Linked DNA regions of Mus musculus: all the other regions are linked to region 3. A link is a loop called in an ENCODE intact Hi-C map of the cell type or tissue named here. Cell type or tissue: heart. All regions are shown on one strand. Each heading gives the region's core, and the rest is flanking DNA. Links, peaks and the distances in the headings are about the cores only.

What was found. Peaks named below come from ENCODE experiments on the same cell type or tissue, not always from the same donor. Only the 100,000 strongest peaks of a DNase experiment are listed, where the experiment ranks them.
Region 1: it touches region 3 in a loop (3-fold over the local background); 3 of 42 quality-filtered maps call a loop at or near these places.
Region 2: a loop joins it to region 3, with 7 times the contacts of the local background. A loop is called at or near these places in 12 of 42 quality-filtered maps.

What each region holds. Positions count from the first base shown.
Region 1 is chr15:96,944,819-96,952,436 of GRCm38, reverse strand. No RefSeq gene overlaps it. Among named protein-coding and RNA genes, the nearest start is that of Gm32840, 96 kb to the left of the region's middle. In heart, for the core only: a CTCF peak has its summit at 3,765 (motif pointing right); no DNase peak of the experiment used is centred there; H3K27ac peaks cover 244 bases.
Region 2 is chr15:96,966,193-96,973,810 of GRCm38, reverse strand. No RefSeq gene overlaps it. Among named protein-coding and RNA genes, the nearest start is that of Gm32840, 74 kb to the left of the region's middle. In heart, for the core only: a CTCF peak has its summit at 3,821; no DNase peak of the experiment used is centred there; H3K27ac peaks cover 1,309 bases.
Region 3 is chr15:97,185,124-97,192,741 of GRCm38, reverse strand. It overlaps Gm33253 (a long non-coding RNA gene), which reads right to left. Exons shown (of 4, transcript XR_003951518.1): 3 at 4,378-4,634; 4 at 2,204-2,573. It overlaps Gm33205 (a long non-coding RNA gene), which reads left to right. Exons shown (of 4, transcript XR_875636.1): 4 at 4,924-5,327. Among named protein-coding and RNA genes, the nearest start is that of Gm33253, 5.9 kb to the right of the region's middle. In heart, for the core only: a CTCF peak has its summit at 4,729 (motif pointing right); no DNase peak of the experiment used is centred there; H3K27ac peaks cover 110 bases.

The sequences.
Region 1 (7,618 bases), core at 2,238-6,237, 240 kb after region 3:
TTTTGTTTTTTTTTTGTTTGTTTGTTTGGTTTTTTTTTTTTGGGAGATGCATATATTTTCAGGTAAATCTCTGCTCTGGGCAATTTCTCACGGAGGAGACATGTAATGAATAAAACAGTAGCGTTTATGTGGTTTTGAAATTGCTCAGACAAGCAGTTATTTATTTACTTTGTGAGTTAAACACCTGCTTCTGGATTGAGGCAGGCAGGGGCTTCCCTGAGGGGACTCGGGGGTCTTGGGGTGGGGCGGCTAGGAATGAGCCTTCCTTCTAATGCTGCTCGGCATTCTAGGACAACTGATCACAGCTCGCTTCAGTGGGTGAGGGCCAGAAAGCAAATTACACAAATCTGTCCGCTAAACCCATTAAGTCCAGAAATTAAATAAGAATTAGGCTCGGTAAATAGAGAAAGGAGGGCTTACTTTAAGTTGATTGAATCTTCTAGCAAGGCATAGTCAAGTCAGCTGACCCTCTAAGCCCCCTCTACTGGCAACTGTCAGAACTGTGTGGCTTGAAAAAACAGATTTTGAAGTGGCCTTGCTGGGGTGTTCGTTATGTGTTGTTATTTTGAGAATTCAAATCTTTCCCTTTTAATTTCAGCCATAGTTTTTGCATGATTATCTTGATCTCATAATTTCTGCTTAGGTTCTGGAAAGGGAATGAATAATTCATCTCTGACTTACAATTCTTGAAACTAATTATTGGGGGGAGGGGGAAAGATAAGAATTTTAAAGAGATTGCCCAGGAGTAGGCTAATAAGTCACTTAGGTTTCTGCTCTGTTTTGTTTTGATAATTTGGCCTGCTCAGTTAACTAACATTCATTGGTTCTTTAATCCCGACAATATTCACCCGAGGAAATCAAACAGCTTTTACATGCATGTCTCTGGTCCAATATGTACTTCCCTTCCCTTCCCTTCCCTTCTTCCCTTCCCTTCCCTTCCCTTCCCTTCCCTTCCCTTCCCTTCCCTTCTTCCCTTCTTCCCTTCTTCCCTTCTTCCCTTCCCTTCCCTTCCCTTCCCTTCCCTTCCCTTCCCTTCTTCCCTTCCCTTCCCTTCCCTTCCCTTCTTCCCTTCCCTTCTTCCCTTCCCTTCTTCCCTTCCCTTCCCCTCCCTTCCCTTCCCTTCCCTTCTTCCCTTCTTCCCTTCTTCCCTTCTTCCCTTCCCTTCCCTTCCCTTCCCTTCCCTTCCCTTCCCTTCCCTTCCCTTCCCTTCCCTTTCCTTCCCTTCCCTTCTTCCCTTCCCTTCCCTTCCCTTCTTCCCTTCCCTTCTTCCCTTCCCTTCTTCCCTTCCCTTCTTCCCTTCCCTTCCCTTCCCTTCCCTTCCCTTCCCTTCCCTTCCCTTCCCTTCCCTTCCCTTCCCTTCCCTTCCCTTCCCTTCCCTTCCCTTCCCTTCCCTTCCTCAGCCTCTGCCTCTGGATTTCCCAACCGCCCCTGTACCTGCTGCCCATTGCTCCCCCCCCATACCTGCCCATTGCTCTCCCCCAACCCCTGTACCTGCCCATTGCCCTCGGGGGAGACTCTGCATTTCTTTCCCGCCCAGGCCAGCCAGCACCACTTGCTTCTGAGTCTACAGTTTAGCATCTTACCTAATTGTCTTAGTGAGTAAGCGAAGTCTTGATACCAGGCCATAAACAGTTTGCCAACCAGCTACCTTCTTGGGGCACTGGAGATAACTTCGTGAGCATGGTGTATGTTTCGGAGGCTTGGAGAACGCTCCATTTTCAAACAGCCCATGGCCTGCAGTTGCCATACCAGACCTGTGAGGACTGTGAGAACTGACCGAGTCAGCTTCACTGCAGCACCCAGCTCCGAGGGCCTCTGGCATTTCCTTGGCTTCGTGTAGCAGGGTGCAGCCAGCCTCTTCTGCTTCATGTGACCCAGAGGACACAAACAAGGCCATTCATTGAAAAGCCCAAACCTCAGTGTGGCTTTCCTCCCCACACCAGCATGCCTGGCAGGTTGTCTTCTCGGAGACTCTTCTCAATCTCTCTCCTGCCACTACAAATACCCCAACTTTGAAAGTTAGCTAGGAGAAGGTTGGGGGGAAAGGGAGCAAGGATGGGGGACAGGGGCTCCTTAGTTTCAAAAACATTTCTGGGATTAGTTTTTTATGATATAGCTTTCACTAAAAGAGGTTATTTTCCTAGGTGGACTATTGGAACTAACTCTGTTACTCATTTCAACATCACACACACCTTTATTGCTCTCAAATTATAGTTGAACTGAATATATGTGTGTCTCTGTGTGTGTGTATGTTTGTTTGTGTGTGTGGATATGTGTGTCTGTGTGTTTCTGAGCATGTGTCTGTGTGTGTATTTCTCTGTGTGTCTACATGTGTGGATATGTGTGTATGTGTGTCTATATCAGTGTGTGTTGATATGTGTGTGTCTGTGTATTGGTGTGTATGTGTGTTTCTGAGCATGTGTCTGTGTGTGTATTTCTCTGTGTGTCTACATGTGTGTATATGTGTGTCTATATCAGTGTGTGTTGATATGTGTGTCTCTGTGTGTCTGTCTGTGTATGTTTGTGTATCTGTGTGTCTCTGTATATGTGTGTGTATTTCTGTGTGTGTTAGTGCGTGTCTCTGTGTATATGTGTGTATATCTCTGTGTGTACGTGTATCTCTTTGTCTCTCTGTGTGTATATGTGTGTATCTGTGTATGTCTCTGTATGTCTTTGTATATATATGTGTGTATCTCTGTCTCTGTGTGTCTGTGTGTGTAGCTTGGTGTATCTGTGTCTGTCTGTGTGTGTCTCTGTGTCTCTGTATGTGTCTGTGTGTGTCTATGTGTGTCTGTGTATGTCTGTGTTTATCTATCTGTGTATGTGCATCTCTGTGTTTCTGTGTGTGTCTGTGTGTGTATACATGTTCATGTGCATACATGTGGAAATAGAAGCTAACCTTGTGTCATCTACCTTTTCCTTTGAGACAGAGGTTCTCACTGGCCTCAACTCACTGAACCAAGAAAGCCTGTGTAGTTGGCCAGAGAGCAAGAGGGATCCACTGTCTTTGCCTCCTCACTGCTGGGATCACACCTGCCTGGTTTCATCTTGTTTTCATTTTGTGTACACAGCTTCCAGGGGTCTTCATGCTTCCATGGCTAGTAGTTCACTGACTGGGCTGTCAGAAGCCCAGATTGTGTTTAAAACCCTTAATGCTTTGGGTGCAGGCTGCCTGGCTTAAAGTACCCCCCTTTTCTGTTTTATTGATTCTTTGTGAGTTTCACATCATAAACCCAGCCCCACCCATCTCCTAGGACCCTTGTATCTGACATCTACCCTTGCAACCCCCCCAAAAATAAACACACACACACACACACACACACACACACACACGCACACACACACACACGCACATGCACACACACACACACAAACAAAAAAACGAAAGCATAGAAAACATCTCGTTGTAGAAGCTATAGTGTGCCACAGTGTGTGTCCCACAGTGTACCCCTCTGTCCACACATCTTCACTTCCAAATGTTTATTACAGTGAGTCACTGGTTTGGCTCAAGGGCTCTGGCTTCTTCGGCCACACTCTCAATACTGGATCATCACCAGGATGTCTCCTGGTTATCCTGTTGTTGCTCTGTGTCATGAAGATCGGCAGCTTGGGATCAGCAGGACCCAACCCGTTCACGTGTCCCAAAAGTTCACAGATGAGTAGATATTGAGGTGGGTCAACTCAAAGCCTGGGATTAGGGCCTGGATGGTAGCTGAGCTGGTCAGCCCACGCTGGTCAGCCTACGGGCTGTCCCTTACCTGTGCCACCAGGGGGAGCTCTTTAGCACTGCTCTGGCTAGGTCACCTAATACCTTGTAGGCCAGAGACAAGGTCAGCTCTCCTGTTCTGTTCTCCTGTCCTCAGGGCTGGCTTGCCTGCACCCATGCCTCCAGAGCCACCTCCACTGTGCTATCCAGGAAAGGCGCAGGGCCCACTCTCCCAAGTGCTGCAGCCAGTGAGGGGCTGGGCCAGTTGTCCCACTCGCACATCCTTGGGTTGGCCCAGCTGTGCTTTCACCACGAGAGCCAGCTCCTCTGTGCTGCCCCAGCGAGGTGTGGGGCCTGCTCTCCCAAGTGCTACAACCAATGAGGGGCTGGAATAGTTAGTTCTCCCCAGTATCACAGGTGGCAAGGGAGGAGTGGCAAGCCAGCTCTCCCCGGCTCAGTCCCATGGGGGCTGGCTTACCTGGGCCTCCTCTCCCATGACCAGTTCTACTGTGCTGCCCAGGCAAGGTGTAAGGACTACACCCCAGAGTGCCACAGCTGGTGAGGGGCAGGGACGGCTCACCCATTGTCATGATAGAGGGGCCAGCTCTTTAAAGTATTTCTATACAACAGATAGCTGGCCTCTGGGGAAGTGTGTGAATCCGCCATTAGTGATTAAAAGACCAATTAGGTCAGTGTTGAGGTTCAATTTATGAGAAGTCAGAAACTTGAAAGGTTATAGCTATTACTTTGCTCTAGTTAGAAATGTGCTCGTTTCTATTATTTTTTCATTAGAAGACAGGATAAGACTCTTTCATCTTGAAAGAGTTAGTTTCTTGTTCTTAGTCTTCAGTCCAGGCCAAGCCCCACCCCAGCAGTCTCTGACATGAATGCCTCTTACATGCCTGCTCTGAAGAGCTGCTCCCGAACTCTAGTTTCCTCGATTGCAACTCACTGTCCACAGTGTAGTCAGAACATAAACAAAAATATCAACACTTAATAGCACCACACACCACTGTTTGAAAGCAATTTCGTTATCTTCAAGGAAACACGTGTGCTGGCTTTTACTCCTTGACAGCTTCAGGCTTTATCTTCCTGACTTTATATACCTGAGGCCAGCAAACCCATCTTCACCAAGTAAACGTGAATGAACCAGGTTTCCAACTTAAGCTTGGAGGGTGCATAATGGGGAAGGAAGTACAAGGACTTAGCGAAGATAAAAGATCTTGAGGAGCCAGCCCAGACCAGAAGGCTAAATAAGCATTACACTAATAAAACCATGAGCTGGCTCTCAAAGGGGCAGCAAGAGACTTTCACCCTTGACGGTGCGTCATGACTCTGGAAACGAATCAAATGTCCATCAACAATAGAGCGAGGGGGGTTCTGGTCACTCAACACTATTAATAGAGGATGAAAACTATACACCTGGGTGTGCTACTACACACTGAAGCCAAGGATATTATTAAAAAGCATATATATATATACATATATATATAATATAATATATATATATTATATATATATGTGTGTGTGTCTGTGTCTGTGTGTCTGTGTGTCTGTGTGTGTATATGCATGTGTGTCTGTGGTGATCTTACATATTTAAAATGTATGTATAAACATATGTTTCTTACATTTATTTAAAATGCTAAATGTTTAAAATTCATTTAAATACTTTAAAATATTTAAGACACAGCAAAGTAACCTATAGTATTAGAAACACAGGTAATGACGTGCTTTGGTATTGTGCTGTGTGATGCTGGGCATCCCTGAGATGCAGTCAACAGGCCATGTCCTCAATGGGAGCTAACATGGGAGTGTCAAGCGTGTTTTAGTCTACTAAGAGATACATTCTAAAGCTATATAATTTTTTAAGTGTTATGTGTGTGAATGCTTTGCTTGCTTGCACATATGTGCACCTGGTGCCCGAGAACATCAGAAGAGAATGTCAGATCCCCTGGAACTGTAGCTATGGATGGTTGTGAACTACCATGTGGGTGCTGAGAATCAAATCCTCTTGCTCTGCAAAAGCTGTTGCTAAACCTTCTCTTCAGCCCAAATTAGAGTCATAGGTGTTTAAATGTATATATTCCAGTTGATATTGTTAAAAGTCTAATCAAGAACAGAATATGGAATGTGCATGCTGCTACATGTAACATCACACTAGACCCAATGAATCTACTTACTAACACAGCCTAACAAGCGAGGGACATAACTGGGGGGGGGGGGGGGAAATATAAAGGATAGTAGAAGTCACTCAGTTCAAAGCTCATCTTGACCACAATTTTACACTGTAAGTCTAGAAGGACTCCAAGTCTTAAAACAAGACTCACACCAGGCGTGGTGGCACATGCCTTTAATCCCAGCACTTGGGAGGCAGAGGCAGGCAGATCTCTGAGTTCAAGGACAGCCTGGTCTACAGAGTGAGTTCCTGGACAGCCAGGGATACACAGAGAAATCCTGTCTCGAAAACAAAATGAACAAATAAACAAACAAACAAAAAACAAAAACCAAAACCAAAAAAACCAACAACAAAAACAACCCCATGATTCACTTTGTGTTCATCACAAGATAAGTACTTTGTTCTACAGCAGACTATGAAAAAATAACATGCGATTTCCAGCTTTGGGGTTTTATTTTTGTAGAACCATTCTTTTTATTTATGCTTTATCAGAACAATCATTTCACAGTCTAACACTGAGCACACAGACCGCATCCAACCCCAGAGTTAGGGACAACTCCTTAAGTCCAATCAAGTTCCACTCCCAAGCTCCTTACCTTTTCCTCATTGTGTGGAGGACAGCAAGAGCTTTGCTGTGAATCAGCCAGTATGGTTTGTCAGGATGGTACGGCTCTAATGTCCTCATCCGAGCAAACTGAAAGTAGCCTACAGAGATCATTGAATGTAAATCCCCAAAATTCTAGAGGAACAATTAAGTACAGAGATTCCATCCAAATTTATAAATAATGGTTAACATTTATTACTTTAGAAATTTAGGCTTATTGTGTGAGTGAAGCTTAATTCGGAAATCCAACCGCTCCATCGCGAGTTTACATCTCCTAGCGATTGCTAGAAAGTCACAGCGCAATAGACAATTGAGGTGTGGTGGGTTCATGTGGGTGAGATGGTGGCCGGCAGCTCTAGCCCAGTTTCATCGGGAGTGGCCCCACTCTGCGTGTGTCTCAGCTTCTTCAGAACAATGAGCCAAAGAACGTTCTCGTGGTGGCAGGGGTGCCCGAGAAGACACCTTAGGCTGTAGCTTCAGAACGGGCCCACTCGCATCATACCCCTCATCTCATGGTCCTTACTTAACTAACTCTAAAGTCGAAGGATGGAAAAATAATATTCTTATCTTTCAGTGGAAGAAGCTGAAGGTCACACCAGGAGGGTGAAAACGGAGGCCCACAGTGCAAAGTCGTGTGATGCCAAAGTAGAAAGAGGTCGCTGGGGTACATGAGGGGTCAACATTTAAAAGAAAAGTCTGTTTCTGTTTACAAACTAACTTTAGAAAAGTGAGACTCTTCCCATCTCGGTGGCGAATCTTGATGTTCACCATCAATACATCCAATTTTAAGACTTGATCACTGTATTTCCATTAAAAAATACTCCACAAGATACCACTTATTCAACACTGAAAATTCTATCTGACTAAATAAAGAGAGACTAAAACCAGGATATGTGTGCAGTCAGCATTCTTAGTTTGACTCTGGAGATGGGTGTTTTGCAGTCTTGAAGTTTTTAGAATTTAGAAAAATCAACTTACTATCTACTCTGTAATAACAGACAGTTGAGCAATGTTCCGTAATCAATATTTCTAGTTACACGAAGTACAGCTACTAAGATTATCAACAACCTCTAACCCACTCATGTTCTCTAACAGAACTTTTAGGACTCCATAGCTTTGCATTTTCCAACTG
Region 2 (7,618 bases), core at 2,238-6,237, 220 kb after region 3:
TGGCTGCTCCCTCCTCTCTGGTGACTGAAGATGTGATCGTAGCATGGTTAACAAAAAGATGGCTTAGCGGCAAGAGATGAATTTGAGAGATGGTACCTCCGAGTTCTCAGGAACGGTAAATCTCACCTCCGCTAAATAGTGACAGGAGAATTTGGGCTCAGGGATAAGGGCTGTGCATGGACAGGCCCTGCTTGGCTGATGTCCAGAGACTGGCTGACAAGAGGATCCTCCCCAGAAGAGAGTTTTCCAAGAGCCCCCCCTCTCCAAATGTAATCTCCAGCTAGCTGACATGTCTCAGGGTAACACTCATCTTTTGAGTTACAACACAGAGTAATGGATGGGTGGTTGGGATTAATGTTTTCCTTTCTGTAAATGTATTGAGAGAAAAATCCATTCTACTTGGTTTGGAGAAGAGGAAATGCAAAGAAACTGGGAGACTCATATTTTGAGAGTGTGCACATGCATTAGAGGACTGTAGTGAGGAGGGCAGTTCATATTATAAAATATGAAATATGAGGGTAAAGAAAAGGAGGTTGGGAGACCTTGATCTACTCAAAACCCTGCAGGCTCAGATTGGTTTACTGGGTGCTCCTGCCTGAGACAGTTTGTTAGTCAGTAGACAGCATGTGACAAACGTAGCTGAGCAAAACAACCTTAGATACAGAAACACTCACTTTGCAAGAGTGCAGTCCACAGTCCCTAGGCCTGTGTCTCTGGACCATGACAGCATCCAGCCACTCAAAGAGCATTACCTCATAAAAGCCAGGAAGCAGTGGGGAGGGAGCTGGGGACACCACAGACCCTTTAAGGACCTCCCCAATGACCTATATCTCTCAGCTATGCTCTGTTTTCTTAAGTTTACATTCCTGACCAGTAGCCTGTTAACTCAACAAATCCATCAGTGGTTATGTCCATTGATGAACTTATCTATGGCTTTCAAAGGCCCCCAGCTGAACGCTGACGCAGTGGTGCCAAGACTTCAATGTATAAGCTTTGGAGGCCATTTCAGATCTTAGCCATAATACACAGTGAGTTTAGATTGCAGGGGCAGGGACTTGAACTGCTTCTTGACTCTCTGATAACATTGAAAGGGGGGTGGTATTAGTAGAGGCAGCAAACATTTTGAAACTCACAGCGCAGCGCCAAACAGTCTGACTTTAATTGTATGCAGTTCTGGGAGTTGTTGAGAAGAGCTTGTTGCATACAACCTGAAGAATTCAGGAGCCAAGGGGCACTTGCAGCCTCTCCCGCCATGCCCAATCCAGAGGTCACACCCATTTCTTTGGCAAGTTTAGCTCAAATGCGGTTTCTACAGGTGAGGGGTCTGAAGCCCAGTAAACTTGCTTGTTCCTTGAGCCTCTTCTTTGGAGCTTGCATAACGGAGAAGCACATATTCTGATCCTGAAGAGAGATTCTGAGCCATGTTCCTAGTCAACAACCAAGAGTCACATGGACTGCAAAGAGGGAACTGTCTTAGCTGGGAATTTTATTGCTGTGAAGAGACACCACAACCAAGACAACTCATTTCATTGGGACTGGCTTACAGTTTCAGAGCTTCTATTATTATCATGGTGGGAAGTACGGAAGCACGCAGTCAGACATGGTGTTGGAGGAGCTGAGAGTTCTACTTCTTGATCCTAAGGCAGCTGGGAGGAGGTTCTGATTCCACACTGGGTGGAGCTTGCGCATAGGAGATCTCAAAGCTGTGACGCACTTCCTCCAACAAGGCCACACCTACTCCGACGAGGCCACACCTACTCTGATGAGGCCACACCTACTCCGACGAGGCCACAGCTCCTAAAAGTGCTACTTCCTATGGACAAGCACTGAAACACAGAAATCTATGGGGGCCAAAACTACTCAAACTGCACAGGAAACAAGTGCTGCCGCAGCAGGGTTTGAAGATTCACACAATAGTGACAGGCACAAAACTCACATCCTCTGGCACTTCACATTGTTTGGCGTAAAGGAACCGGGCAGGCTCAGCCGGGCGTGGTGGCATACGCCTTTAATCCCAGCACTTGGGAGGCAGAGGCAGGTGGATTTCTGAGTTCGAGGCCAGCCTGGTCTACAGAGTGAGTTCCAGGACAGCCAGGGCTACACAGAGAAATCCTGTCTCAAAACACCAAAAAAGAAAAAAAAAGAAAGAAAGAAAAGAAAAAGAACCAGGCTCATGTCTAACTCACACATCATCACAGAGGATGGAGATTTGAAAATGAGAAAACGTTGCCTCAACATAAAAGCAAAACGAAAGCAGTGCTATAGCTACCCAGGAACGGAGTGCATGGCCCTCTTCCGAAAGACCGAGTTTTCACAGAGATAGTGAAGCAGAGACTTGAGGACGTTTGTCAATTATTTTACAGGAAGGATTTCTACATTGGAAGATGGTGGGATAAAAAGAGGAGTTTGTCCTTGATCGACAACCAGAGGACATTTTTGCTCCTTCAATAGCCCAACCTCTTAAATGTTTAAAATTATTTCACAGAAACCCAGAAAGTTAAATGGTTCCGTTTCTAAGGTTCTGCAAAGCATGTTGGGAGTCATAATCTCAACCTCACTTTTTTTTTTTGTAGGTAATGAGGCTACAGCACAGTTGCTAGTTGCTTTTAAGGTCACATTATTGGCAAGGTGTAGGCAGACTTTTGGTTACTTAATGGGTTCCTTTTCTTAATATCCTTCTCCACCCCAATCCCTTCCTACCCCCTAACACTGGGTAAGAGAGAAAGACGGATAGAGGAGAACAAGGGGGGGGGGCATTGATCTTCACAGGCTACTTCCTGCTGATTAGTGTCCTTGAGTTCCTTGAGGGCACTGTTGATTCCTCTTAGCAGGATATCTCCAAGCAGCAATCTGCAATCAGCAACCAGCCATCAGTGGGAGCAGTGGCAGGAGTGGGGGTGGGGTGTGGAGGGGAAAAGGGTGGGGGCAGGGGCAACAGGGGCAGGGCAGGGGCAGGGGCAGCAGCGACAGCAGCACCAGCCACCACCTCTCTCGGGGCTCTAGCATTTTTATACCCTCTCAAGAGTCCCGAGAATTCCAAAGGTCATACATTTTCAGGAATTATCTGTGACTGGCAGCATCATGCCCCCACCAGAACATGGGGCAAATCACAGTCAGCTGCTGTGGACACTCGAAAGCCGCCCCATATCCCACACCGGGCACTCAAACAAAAACATTCCTGTAAGATTTCTGTGATTAAAGAAACCAACATCTCCACTACAGCCAGGAGCAGAGCAGCAACAGGAGCTAGCATCTGTAACTACATTTGAGCTCTTTCTGTCTGTTCTCCCACATCCTCTCCACCCTACACATATACCACATTGGTGATACTCCCAAGCTATGGCCCTAATTTGTTGGGAACATGAAGGTCCTTATGCCCCCAGACCCCCAGAGGAACCAGAAATGCTAAACTCTCGGAATTGTCTTCTAAACAGGAAAGAATGTAAAACCTATTCTTCCATCAAGAAGGCTGGGCATTTGCAGGCAATTAACAGCCTGGTGAGCTGTGTTATCAATTGGGCCTGGCCGTACCAGGCTCTCACAACCAGAACCACAATTAGCTTGAAATCTAAATGATCCTCACATTACAGTGTAGGGGCTCTCTAACAGTCTAAACAACCCTTATCTGTATAGCCAGAGGCTCCCCCAAGCTCCCACAACCAGGACCAGAGGTGGCTAATAGCCACCTTGACGCTATCTGTACGAATGAGACCATGACAGATCTGTCCTTAGGCTTTAAGGCCCAAATCTCTAGAGCCCATCTTCTTGGAAGAAATGACATGGTCTTTGAGTTGAGTTTTGATGTAATTACGCCTCCTTGTGCACAGGGGTTTGTATTACACCAGAAAGCTTTTTTTTTTCTTCCCCCAATCTATACCCTATATGCTGGCAATAAATTGCCTGGTGTGAGACTCCTAAAGTTTGGTCCAGTCTAAGACGAGCTGAATTTTCATTTTTCACCTCTTCCCAGGTCATTTCACTGCTGGCTGTGACACCTGAAGGGACACCAAACACACATACACCCACCTCCTCCCCACACAGATTGTGTCATGGCTGTGATTTAAAAATGTGCAAAAGCTACCTGTGTTCTTTGAAGATATACTTAGAATTTTCTATTACAACATGTAAGACTAGATCTAAGGATGGCTTAGTGCATAACAGCACTGAATGCTTTTGCAGAGGACTAGGTTTCATTCCTACCAAACACAATCCCTGGTTATTCCAAGGAATCTGATGACCTCTTCTGGCCTCCTTAAGAACCTGACAAACCCACAGTATATATACATGCAGGCGAAGCAGTCATACATATGAAAATACACAAGTATATATCTCTATCTATCTATCTATCTATCTATCTATCTATCTATCTATCTATCCATCTATCTATCCATCCACCCACCCATATCTCTCTCTCTTAATCTATCTAAAAGATTAGCTCTGCTTAATTTTATTTCTCACTATAATGTTTCAATGTTCTTTCTACATTCTACATAGTCTATATTTAAATGTGTGTTAAATATGGTTGGTTTGATGAAAAAATAACTGCAATTTTCAGACTATTTCTTGCCATGTTTTTCCTTTGTTGGGTGTCCTGGTTGTCTGGTGTTGAGCAACATGTGACAAACCTCAGGATAACAAGTTGGTATTGTGGCAACTTCTAGAGAAAAAGCAGGGTTTTTTCTGAGTGTGTGTATAGTCAGCCTTAAAGACTGACACTTTCTTCTGTCACCACACCCTCTGTGCCTCCCTCACCTTGTTCAGGGCCTAGATTTCGTGACCCACTTTTAGTAGCTTTTAATAGCTTCGGTGCAAACGAGAAGGTATTACTTCTATGAGTCAGTTATAAAAAGATTGCACCTTCTGGGAACTCTCCCAGTTGCTTCTGCTCTGGGAAGCACGCTGCCGTGTTATAAAAAAATTTTTTTGGAGAGACGCATGTGGCAAGAAAAATGATACCTCCATCAGACAGACAGTCGGCAGAGACCTGAGGCCTGCCGAAGTATTGAAACGGCTGTAACGTCAGCCATCTTGACTTCAGCCTTATGGAACTTGAGCCTAAAGCAACCACGTGCTTAGATCCCTATATTGGAAAAAGAGGGGATAGTATTGATTGTTGTAAGCTGCAAACCCTGGGGGTGTGTGTGATTTATCACCCAGTGGTGGATGGGCAGCCTTGTGGGAGAGCCTTTATTTTAATCCTCATGACTTAGCTTACAGTTCTATGAGTCAGTTGGATTACTGTCTTGACATGGGCAAGTTCATTTCTGATCCTCCCTGAGTGCTTCAGGGGCTCTGCGGTAAACTATTGATTTTGATGGTGACTTTATGACCCTGGATGGCTCTATCCACATCTAATGTCTAGTGGTCACTGGCTAGTATTCACCACCCAACCCCAGTCATCAGACACCTTCAACAACTTAACATGGGTTGTTCTCCTATGGTGTGTCTTGGTGCTGCTCCAAACTCAGCGAGACGGTGAGCGCTGATATACAAATGCTTTGCAAGCCTCTGCTTATATCCAGTTACTAATGTCCTATTGGTCAAAATGAGCCATGTGACCAACACATATTCAAAGTGTAGGGATACAGACTAACTCTCATTGAAGGAGGTGATCTGCCATGTCACATTATATGAATGAAGAGAATGAGAGGGGAAGTTTCAGTGGTTTAAATAATCTACCATACAGAGAAAATCTGACAGAAAAAAAATAATAACCGACAGTATTCCATATTTCCTTCTATTTCCTAAGGAATGGCAGAGGTGGACGACAACCCAAACATTTGGAAGCACTTGCGAATACATTGAGAAGAGCTCATAGAACAGAAAATCAGGACGTTTGTCTGGCCTAAGTGCTTGTAGGTCTTGATTCACTCAGCTGTCAAGATGGGACAAGGGGCTGATCAAGGGAACTGGGAGCTTCTGTGACTCTTATCAGTACCCAGAGGTGTCATACTCATTTTCTCAAGCTGTCACTGATGATGTCACAAGTTTTACAGTATTACTGATCAGTTTTTCTCTTCTGGCTTCCTGTTCATACAGGTACCCACGCTACTTCCCAGTGAATCCTTTCCATGTGACCGGGCTGGCTTCCACTCTACAGAGTGGCATCTCTATGTATCATATTTGTGAACACTGAGACACTAGGTTCCAGCCACCTCTAGAGGAGCAGACCAATAAAATATTATCAACTCACTCTAAGGGGCTGGGTGGGGGAGGGGAGAAGAGGGTGGAGGGAGCAGCATAAGCTATATTGGATCTATTTTTCTAACACTGTAGAGGCAGGGTTTTGTTTTACATCTATGTCTTCTCCTTTCTATCTATCTATCTATCTATCTATCTATCTATCTATCTATCTATCTATCTGTTTAATATGTGTGTGCATTTCATCTGCAAGTGTGCCTATGTACTATTTATATGCCTGGTATCTGAAAAGGCAAGAAGACACAGAAGACACCGTCAGATCCCCACCCCCACCCCCGAACTGAAATTACTGATGATTGTAAGCCACCCTGTGGATGCTGAGTACTGTATATGGGTCCTCGGCAAGGATGCGAAGCACTTTTAACTTTAACCCTGAAGAAAGATTCTTAGAGGATATCCACATAGGTCTTGTATAAGCAAGAGCATAAAGATATAGATTAAGTGGGCTCTGTTAAAAAAACGACAACATTGAGCTGGGCAGTGGTGGCGCACATCTTTAATCCCAGCACTCGGGATGCAGAGGCAGGCGGATTTCTGAGTTTGAGGCCAACCTGGTCTACAGGGTGAGTTCCAAGGCTATACAGAGAAATCCTGTCTCGAAAAACCAACCAACCAACCAACCAACCAAACAAACAAACAAACACCAAACATAAAAGCAAACCACAAAAAAAGCCCCCCCCCCAAATAAGAACAACATTGAGTCCAACATAATAGTTATCATTTTGGATAACACGTGCCATATATTTTACACGATTGTTTTGTGTCATGCTTTCGAGTTCTGTTTAATTCCAAAATGCAGGATAAAGTGTTTGTACACTTCCAGAAGGTGAAACTTATCTGGTAGTTTCTTGTTCATCAATCCACACCTGATTGTAATACCTTATCAAAACCACCAGTATTCCTTGGGGACACTGCAGACCTTTGAGGGACCCAGCCTTCCTCCCTTGCCTCATCCCTTTGTGTCAGCTGCCAATGCCAGAGGGCATGCACTACCTGGGAACCCTCTGGCCACGCTGGCCTGGGTATCAGGTAGGAGATGTTCACTCTCCTCCCTGTTCTCCACTGCAGATTCCCCAGTGTCACTAGCTCTGTAGGAGATCACCTGCACAGACCTGGCATCCCTCTCTGACTCCCCTCCCTGGCAGAAACAGTTTTCCTCCTTCCTGTGGACCTTGTCCCCCTCCTAGTGTGTCCTCAATCCTTCACATCAATCCACTGATACCTAGAAACATGTTCTACCCCGATCCCCAGTGCCCATACCGGGCAGGGACTTGTACTCCATACAAGGCAATCCATACCCACATTTTCCCCTAAGATTCAGGGACAGCAACAGGAACCAAAGCATAGAACACCTAACTAGTGAAGTCAAGAAAAAATATATGTCTCCAGAATTACAATCATCCCAAACTGAGATGCC
Region 3 (7,618 bases), core at 2,245-6,244:
CATCCCACACAATAATAAGATATTCTGGTCCCTGTGTGCACATACACATGTATATGTGCACAAACATGTACACATGCATGCACATACACACACGGTAGAGAGATGCAGTAAGAACAAGCAGTTGGCAGATGAACAGAGGCCACAGTTCAGGGATCAGGAAGTGCTTGCTGGAAGACATATGATTTTCAAACTGAGCCTTTGGTCCTAAGGAAGGTTGAGAAGAGGGAATGAGACACTGACTCCAGTGTCCTCAGTGCCAGCCTTTGCTCTCAGAGATCTGTGTGCGGTTTTGCTGTGTGGTGACCTCACTCTGGCCTCCTGGTTTCCTTTCTGAAGCTCATGTTCTTTTTCAGTCTTGAGTGTGCTTGTGTTTTTTGAGAAAGAAAGAGTGCAAAACGTCAAAAAGAAATGGCACCGTACACTTTCTGAACACAGCCAGACAGGTTTCCTCTGAGCTTGTACAGCATAGGGGACATCGTCAGAACTTTGCTCTGACCCAAGTATCCATGCCTGCAGCGTGCTGCCATGCTGCTCAACCATGATGGATTTTTGTTGTTGTTGTTGTTGTTGTTGTTGTTGTTGTTATTTTTTGAGACAGGATTTCTCTGTGTAGCCCTGGATGTCCTGGAACTTGCTCTGTAGATCAGGCTGACCTTGAACTCATAGAGATCCACCTGTCTCTGCCTCTGCCTCCCTTGTGCTGGGATTAATACAGCTAGAAAAGTATGAAAGAGGCCACAGTAGAGTTCAAGGTATTCAAAGAGGCCTGTGGGGGAGGGGGAGGAGAGATGTTGGCAATGCTGAGTGTCACTGCAGATGTTTAGATAAAATGATAGCCTAGCTGGAGAGCCACCGCATGACCATGGCCAAGCTCAGGGTCGTGTCAGGCAGCAAATTGAGATGATCTAGAGAGAAATAGGTTGCAGAATGTGGAGGCGAAGTGCAGGACCAATCTGGATGGATGGATAGACAGATGGACAGATGGAAGCTTGAGTGGGCTGTGTCCAGCCGTGGCATCTGCTGTACCCTTTGTTGGTCTTGTGTTTTTAGTTAGCCCTGGGCCTAGTTTTTGTTGTTTTCAAGTGTTTTTAGTACACTCATGTGCTCACATGTTCCCAGTCTACTTTGGTGTCGTCTATGTGGAAACATTTTACTGCTAGGAATACACTCCTCTTCATTCTGAGCCTTGTGAGTGATGCTGGATGAAGGGTGGCTTCTAGGTAGATGCACAATGAGGTGCATCCCGCCTTTGCATCTGCACTCAAAATGGAGCCAGATGCTGTTTTAGAAAATGGACTCTCTCAGGTCAAGGTACAGCAAGAAAGCTAACGTTATACACACTAGGGAGTGACTTACAGCAGGGCACAGACTGAAGGAATGTTTAAAAACTAGGAACAGTGGAAGGAGGGAAAAGGATACAGTGGTGGAAGGGGGAGGCAGGGGAATGGGAGGAAGGGGCAGGATGTGTGTGTGTGTGTGTGTGTGTGTGTGTGTGTGTGTGTGTGTGTATTTGTGTTATTTGTAACCCTGTGTGGGACGATTTATATAGGTCTTGGGCCCCAAGTGGAAGACAAATACTTCATCTTTGGCTGCAACAGAACTTTCATTGCTTAAGAAGCCAATAACCAGTGAAAATTGCTCTCTTAGAGACAACTGATGGAGTTAGGTGACAGAAGAGATAGTTTGAAAAACTCACTTAAATTCAAGTTTGGGGACTCTTGACTCTGCTCAGAGATTTCTCTTTCTTATAAGGTCTAAACAGATCAAAAGATAGACGTATCTTGTCAGTTTCCCCAACTCCTAATTATGTGTCTTTCTTTCCTCGTAGCTTTGTCTAACCTCAAGAATGATAAGTGTTGAAACAAGTAATTGATCACCCTCTAAAAGCATCTCTGACTTCCGCGCACTGTAGCATAGTGTCACAGCCCTGGCACAGGCAGTGAGGGGTGTGCTGGAGCTGGTTAAGGAGCCAGTCATGACAGCAAACATGTGTGTCTAACTCTGTTCAGTGACCTTGAGGGGACACACTGACTTGGACACAGGAGGAGGAAGCATTACACATACATTGACCAGTCAGAGTTGCCCTGCTCCCTCAGAGTTGCCCCTCCCCTACACGATTTTACTTACCAGCATGCCATTGATTGCACATCAAGGATCCTTTGGCTCCCCCCACCCGCACCTCGCCTCCCCATGTTCTCTAAGTGTTTTCGGGTGGCAGTATTGGACAACGAGGTTTGGACCACTGGAGAAGTCAAATGGTTTTGAATGTTGCATCAATACAAAAAAAAAAAATCGGTGCGATCGTATAAAACTGCTTATCTTTACAATTTTTGATTTACAAAAACGGCCATACTGTATATCTCATATATAGTCTGATCTAATAAAGAAGTTCAAGTTAACAGGAAAACGTAATATCAGCAACTCCTGGAAATAGACCTCTCTGTCACAGGGAGGAACCCAGAGTCAGCATCCGTTGAGAGACCCCTGTCCTTCCGCAGCTGACCTTTGCTCTCATGCTCTCTGAGTCAGGGTCACAAATGTCCGATGTGCTCTCCAGAGATGGGACCTTTGACCTGGGCAAAACAGTAGGAAAGACAAAGGGTTTATTCTTTGCTTTTATCCATGTTAACCAGGAGGCAAACTTTCTGCTTGTTTGTTTTTTGTTGTTTGGTTTTAGGGTTTTTTGTTTGTTTTGATTTTTTTATTGTTGTTGTTGTTTTTGCATATCTTCACCCAAGAATACTGGATGGGCTTAGTCCAGAGACAATCCATCCCTGGCCCCAGGGTTGGCGTCTGCTTGGCCAGGGAGGAAGAGACTTGAGCAGCTGGCTACTTGCAAGGATTTGATCTTCAGAATACTTTCAACAAACTCTACCCAATTATTCTCTGGTTGCAATGTATCAATGCATTCTGGGCTATTTATGATCTTTTAAGCCAGTGGCTTAGCATGGTGCTGAGCTAGTATGTAGCTTAGAAAAGCATGCAGTACAAATGAACACACTTTATAAATTGTACATGATAACAACAGAGAACTTTATCCTTGAGGTCTCAACCTTCAAACTTGGGCCATTGTATGGCACAGCGCTCGTGTCAGGTAAAATTACTAACCTGATATCTTGGTCTAACGGACATTGGTAACGGACATTGGTTAAAACTGCTGTACGGTAATGCATGTTATAAGACATTCTGGATGTTGGTCATTGGGAGGAAACCTGAAGGAGTAAATATGCCCGAATGGTGATATCTACATCCTTTAAAAACCCTGGCAAAGCATGTATCTACCTCAGCATTTAAAGATCATGTTTCCCCAGTGATTGTAAGCCTGGCTTCTGCCACATCAGCAGGTCAGCCATTACTGACCCAATCGATAGCATGTCCAGGTTAACTGCTGTGGATGCTCTGCCCACCTGATGGCTTCATTGCTGCAACTAGGAAAAGTCCGCTTGGCTCCCCGGCTCCTGAGTGCGTGTCATTGAGAATCACACACAGTGTGTGCATCCGGTACATGGCTTTAAGGTACTTTCGGCCACATCTGTGAACAGGGCCTTCGGAATCAGACACTTAGGTCTTACTCAGGAGTGGGTCTTACTTAACTCCAGACACTTCACTTGTCAAAGGCTCTCTGCCAGTTTGCTGACAAGATCAAAGGGGGCAAAGCATCAGAGTGTTTCCCCTCCCCCATATTAAGAATGTGAGTGACAGGTTCTGGTCTCCCTTTCTCAGCGTCTACTTAAAGGCAAGTCTCCTGCAACAATTGCATACGTGACAATGGTTCCTTCATAATCATGATTGCAACATCTGTCATGGTAAGAGTGACACAGTGTCTGCTCTGTGTCTGGGCGAGCATGCGGCCACCCATTCTTATGCCCGTTCTCCATATTATCTTTACATGGCCGCTGCGCACGATTTTGTGGTTTTGTCCTCGCATACAGCCGCTGTGCCTTCCCTCATACACTGTCTGTGAAAGACCACGGAGCTGCGGAAGGAAGCCCCTCCCCCTTTACGTAGCGATGGAAAAGCAGGGCTCTGAAGGCCAGTCTATAACTAAGCAGCACAAATGGCTCTCATTTATCTCTGTCTTTATTGAGTATTCAGTACTAAACGTCAATATATAGGAGCGTGTGAAAATAGGTATAGATCCGCAAAGGGTCAATTAAAGTGACAAACGCACCGTCCTTCACACCCTGCTCCTTGACAAATACAAGATCATCACTTTTAACTTTAACTTTAAGCAAGCAGAAAGCTCAGAGACACACCTTGGTTCTTTAGCATAGAGCATATCTATTTAAAGAGTAGATCTGTGGGGACCTAAAAGTATCCTTTCAGATCAAGAATAAAGCTAACTATAATTTACGTGTAGTGTCAAACACATTTTACCGTATTTAGGCTTTAGGTAAACTGCTGGTGTGCAGGTGATTTGTGCCTTCTGTATGATCACCCAACGAATACGTTGACTTGTTCTGATCTTTCATTCTTCAATTATATTGACTAAGTAAGGATTTCTGTGGCTCGCTGGTAAATTTTTGGATGATTCCACATTTTGCCATTGTCTGTGTTATACAACAGTCTGATCCCCATGTCCTTCCAAAGAGAGCTCATTGGATCGTTGAAAGCCTCTTCTACCCCAACAAAGCCTAAGGAAAAAATAAAAAATAAAAAAAATAAAAAAAATAAAAAATTAAATCATGCAACATACCCACTAGATGGCGCACTAACAACAGTGATTCTCCAGCATGGGGGGACCAAAAATCAAATTTTTGAAATCTACAGAAAATTAAAACAGTAGATAGAGTGAATGTACTATTATGTTGTTTTTAAATTATTTTTTTAAATGTGGCTTATGCGTACAAGTGTGTGTGTATGTGTGTTTTTATGTGTTCTAAACTCAGAAGTTCTTCCTGTTTGCTCCACAAACATTTTAAGGACGAAGCCCCTACATCTCTATTACGGAGCAAGTGCAAGTGTCGGAAGGTTGACTGTGGAGCCTGCAAGATTATGGCTCAGAAGGAGAAGGCACTCATCTCCAAACCGGACAACCCGAATTCAATGCTCAGAACCCACAAGCCAGAAGGAGGGAAGCAACCTTGCAAGTTGTCCTCTGACTTGCACACGTGCGCTATATCACACACACACACACACACACACACACACACACACACACACACACACACTAAATAAAAGAATTAAAGACTAAAGTTGACTGCAGATGTGAATTTCTATGAAGCAAATTTCCTTTTCCCGTTGATCCCTATTATAAAGTCAAAGATTCCTCCCCGCTTGGCCCCCTAAAAATAGGGAATGTTGATCAAGATGTAATAAATTGTCATGGAGAACAGTGACAAATCTTTTGTATTGACTTATTTGAAAGGAAATTGTATTTTTTTTGACATGTTAAAAAAGGTGTCAAAATGTCACCCTCGAGTGCTGTGTGGTGAAGATTAATTTATGGTTGGTGCAATGTCATACAGGCCTAGAGAAGTAAATGACATTTTCTCTGCACTGAATAGATGGGTGATAATCACTGAGTTGCCGACTGTTGTGCCAAAATGAGTCCCAGCAGTCATGGCGGCAGGGGTGGGGTAGGGGGTGGGGTGAGGGATCAGGGGGTGTGCCGGGGAATTTAGAGACAGATGGTAAGGGTCAGAAGAAAGGAGAAGAATCAAGAACTTCACAGGCAGGAATGAACATGGATGGCAGTCCACCATCCCCAGCAATGTTCTGAAAGTCCACCACAGCAGTCGCACACTGACTGACGGGAACTGGAAAGGCTGTGAGGGTTTCATGAAGAGTCCTTAGTGACGCCACGGCTCCTTTTTAAAATCATGAATTTCCTTATTAGGAAGGCACGTGGGACTGATGCTTCTTTCAAGGTCTAATTCATGGCTAACTCAAAGTAAAATTCTTAACTAGTAGGCACGAATCTTCCTCTAATAGCTACCTGCCTTTGTCTACCTATTTTCCTCTCCCAGAGACGTGATTTCTAACTACGACAAGCCTGCTCGCTGTCCTGGGTGTGGTTCATTTCTTTCTCCCTTTGTACTTTGCTATAGCAAAGATGGCAGACTGTCTTTCTGACAACACACACAAATCTCAACCTGTTTTTCTAAGCCCAGCCCTCCCTTACAACCAGATGGGGCTCTGAGTAATTCTTGTCAGTGGAATGTGACTTGAAGTAATGGCACGCTCTCTGGGCTTTCGCCCTTTGCAGCTGCAGGGGCATCCTGGATGATCTTAGAGGCCCCATAGAGAAAGTCCTAGAGACTCCCACTTTAGAGTTTCAAATGACAGTATGGGTAAGGGTCTTCCTCCATCTCCACCCCTCTTTTGCCATGCAGCCAGAAAGCCTTGTTTTGGATTTTATGTGAGTGAGAAATGAACTTTTATTTTGCTAAGACCTGGGCTTCAGTTTGCCTCCAGTTTCAGACCAATCATCTGCACCCCACATCCCAAGGAACTGGCTGGGCACCAGGAGGAGCTCGCGGCTTTTGATAGGGTTGAAGGAAGGCAGCGGGCAAGCGAGGTTAAAGGGGGACTCCATGTGAGGCTGACACAACCCATAAACCCGTGAGGGAACGGGTTAGGTTTCATAAACGAAGTTTGATACAAAAGATTTTTTTCAAAGCTTTGTGTGAAGAGCTTTTGGGGCTGCCTTCTAGGAATTTGGCAGGAATTTTGACATCGGGATAGCACAAGGAAGTAGGCTCAAGATGAATCCTGCTGAGGTCTATGTCCTTTTATCTGGATGGGTCTTGTTAAGACTCTGAGTACAGTAATCGTGGGACCTTTGTTTATGCCTTGCTTGTTCCTTAGCTACTCTGTTTATGTCTTAGGACTGACTATATTTTTTGTATGTACCTAGAATGGTATAAAATCAGACTGGAATAAAATAAAATAAAATATAAAAAAAATAAAATAAACCCACTTCAGCCTCAGCGTGGTTGGAGCCATGTTATAGCGTTGTCTAATTGGCTTTTTCTTTTCAATCCTCACTCCCTCCCTGGAGACCCAGTTGACTGACTGAGCTGGCTTGGTCAGGTTTGTTTTTATTTTCGTGTGTAAGTCTGTTTACACTGTGTGTGTGCCCTTTGGGGGCCTGGAGGGTGTTAGATTCCCTGGAGTAGTGGGTGCTGGGAACCAAACTCTTATTATCTGGCAGAACATTGAGCACTCTTGAACATGGAGCCATCTCTCCAGACTGCAAATTTGGGGTTTTACACGCATCCACACCAGATGAAAATTTCAAACCGTATTTAAAATTTTTTCTTCCTTTCTACTCTCAGGTTTCCATGTCAGCCCCCTATACCTCCAGATCTGTTTTAGATTTTGCATTGTGTTCCAGTGTACATCTGCTTAAAACACATTTCCTTCTATAAATATGATTCTAAAAGTAGATTCTTCAAACTCAGGAGAGATTATATTTGAAAGAAGCAGGGATTTGGGTCTTTCTGGAGTCCCCGTATCTTCCAGGCTCCCTTTGTGTCCAACGTGGATGCCACGTCTATTCTGCAAAGCTGTTTGTCCCCATTGTGAGGTTAATACAGGCAAAGGAGAGAAACAAGAGCATTGTCACGTTCAAATTTCAATGAAGACATCAGATTCCTTGGGTCTCCAATTTTGG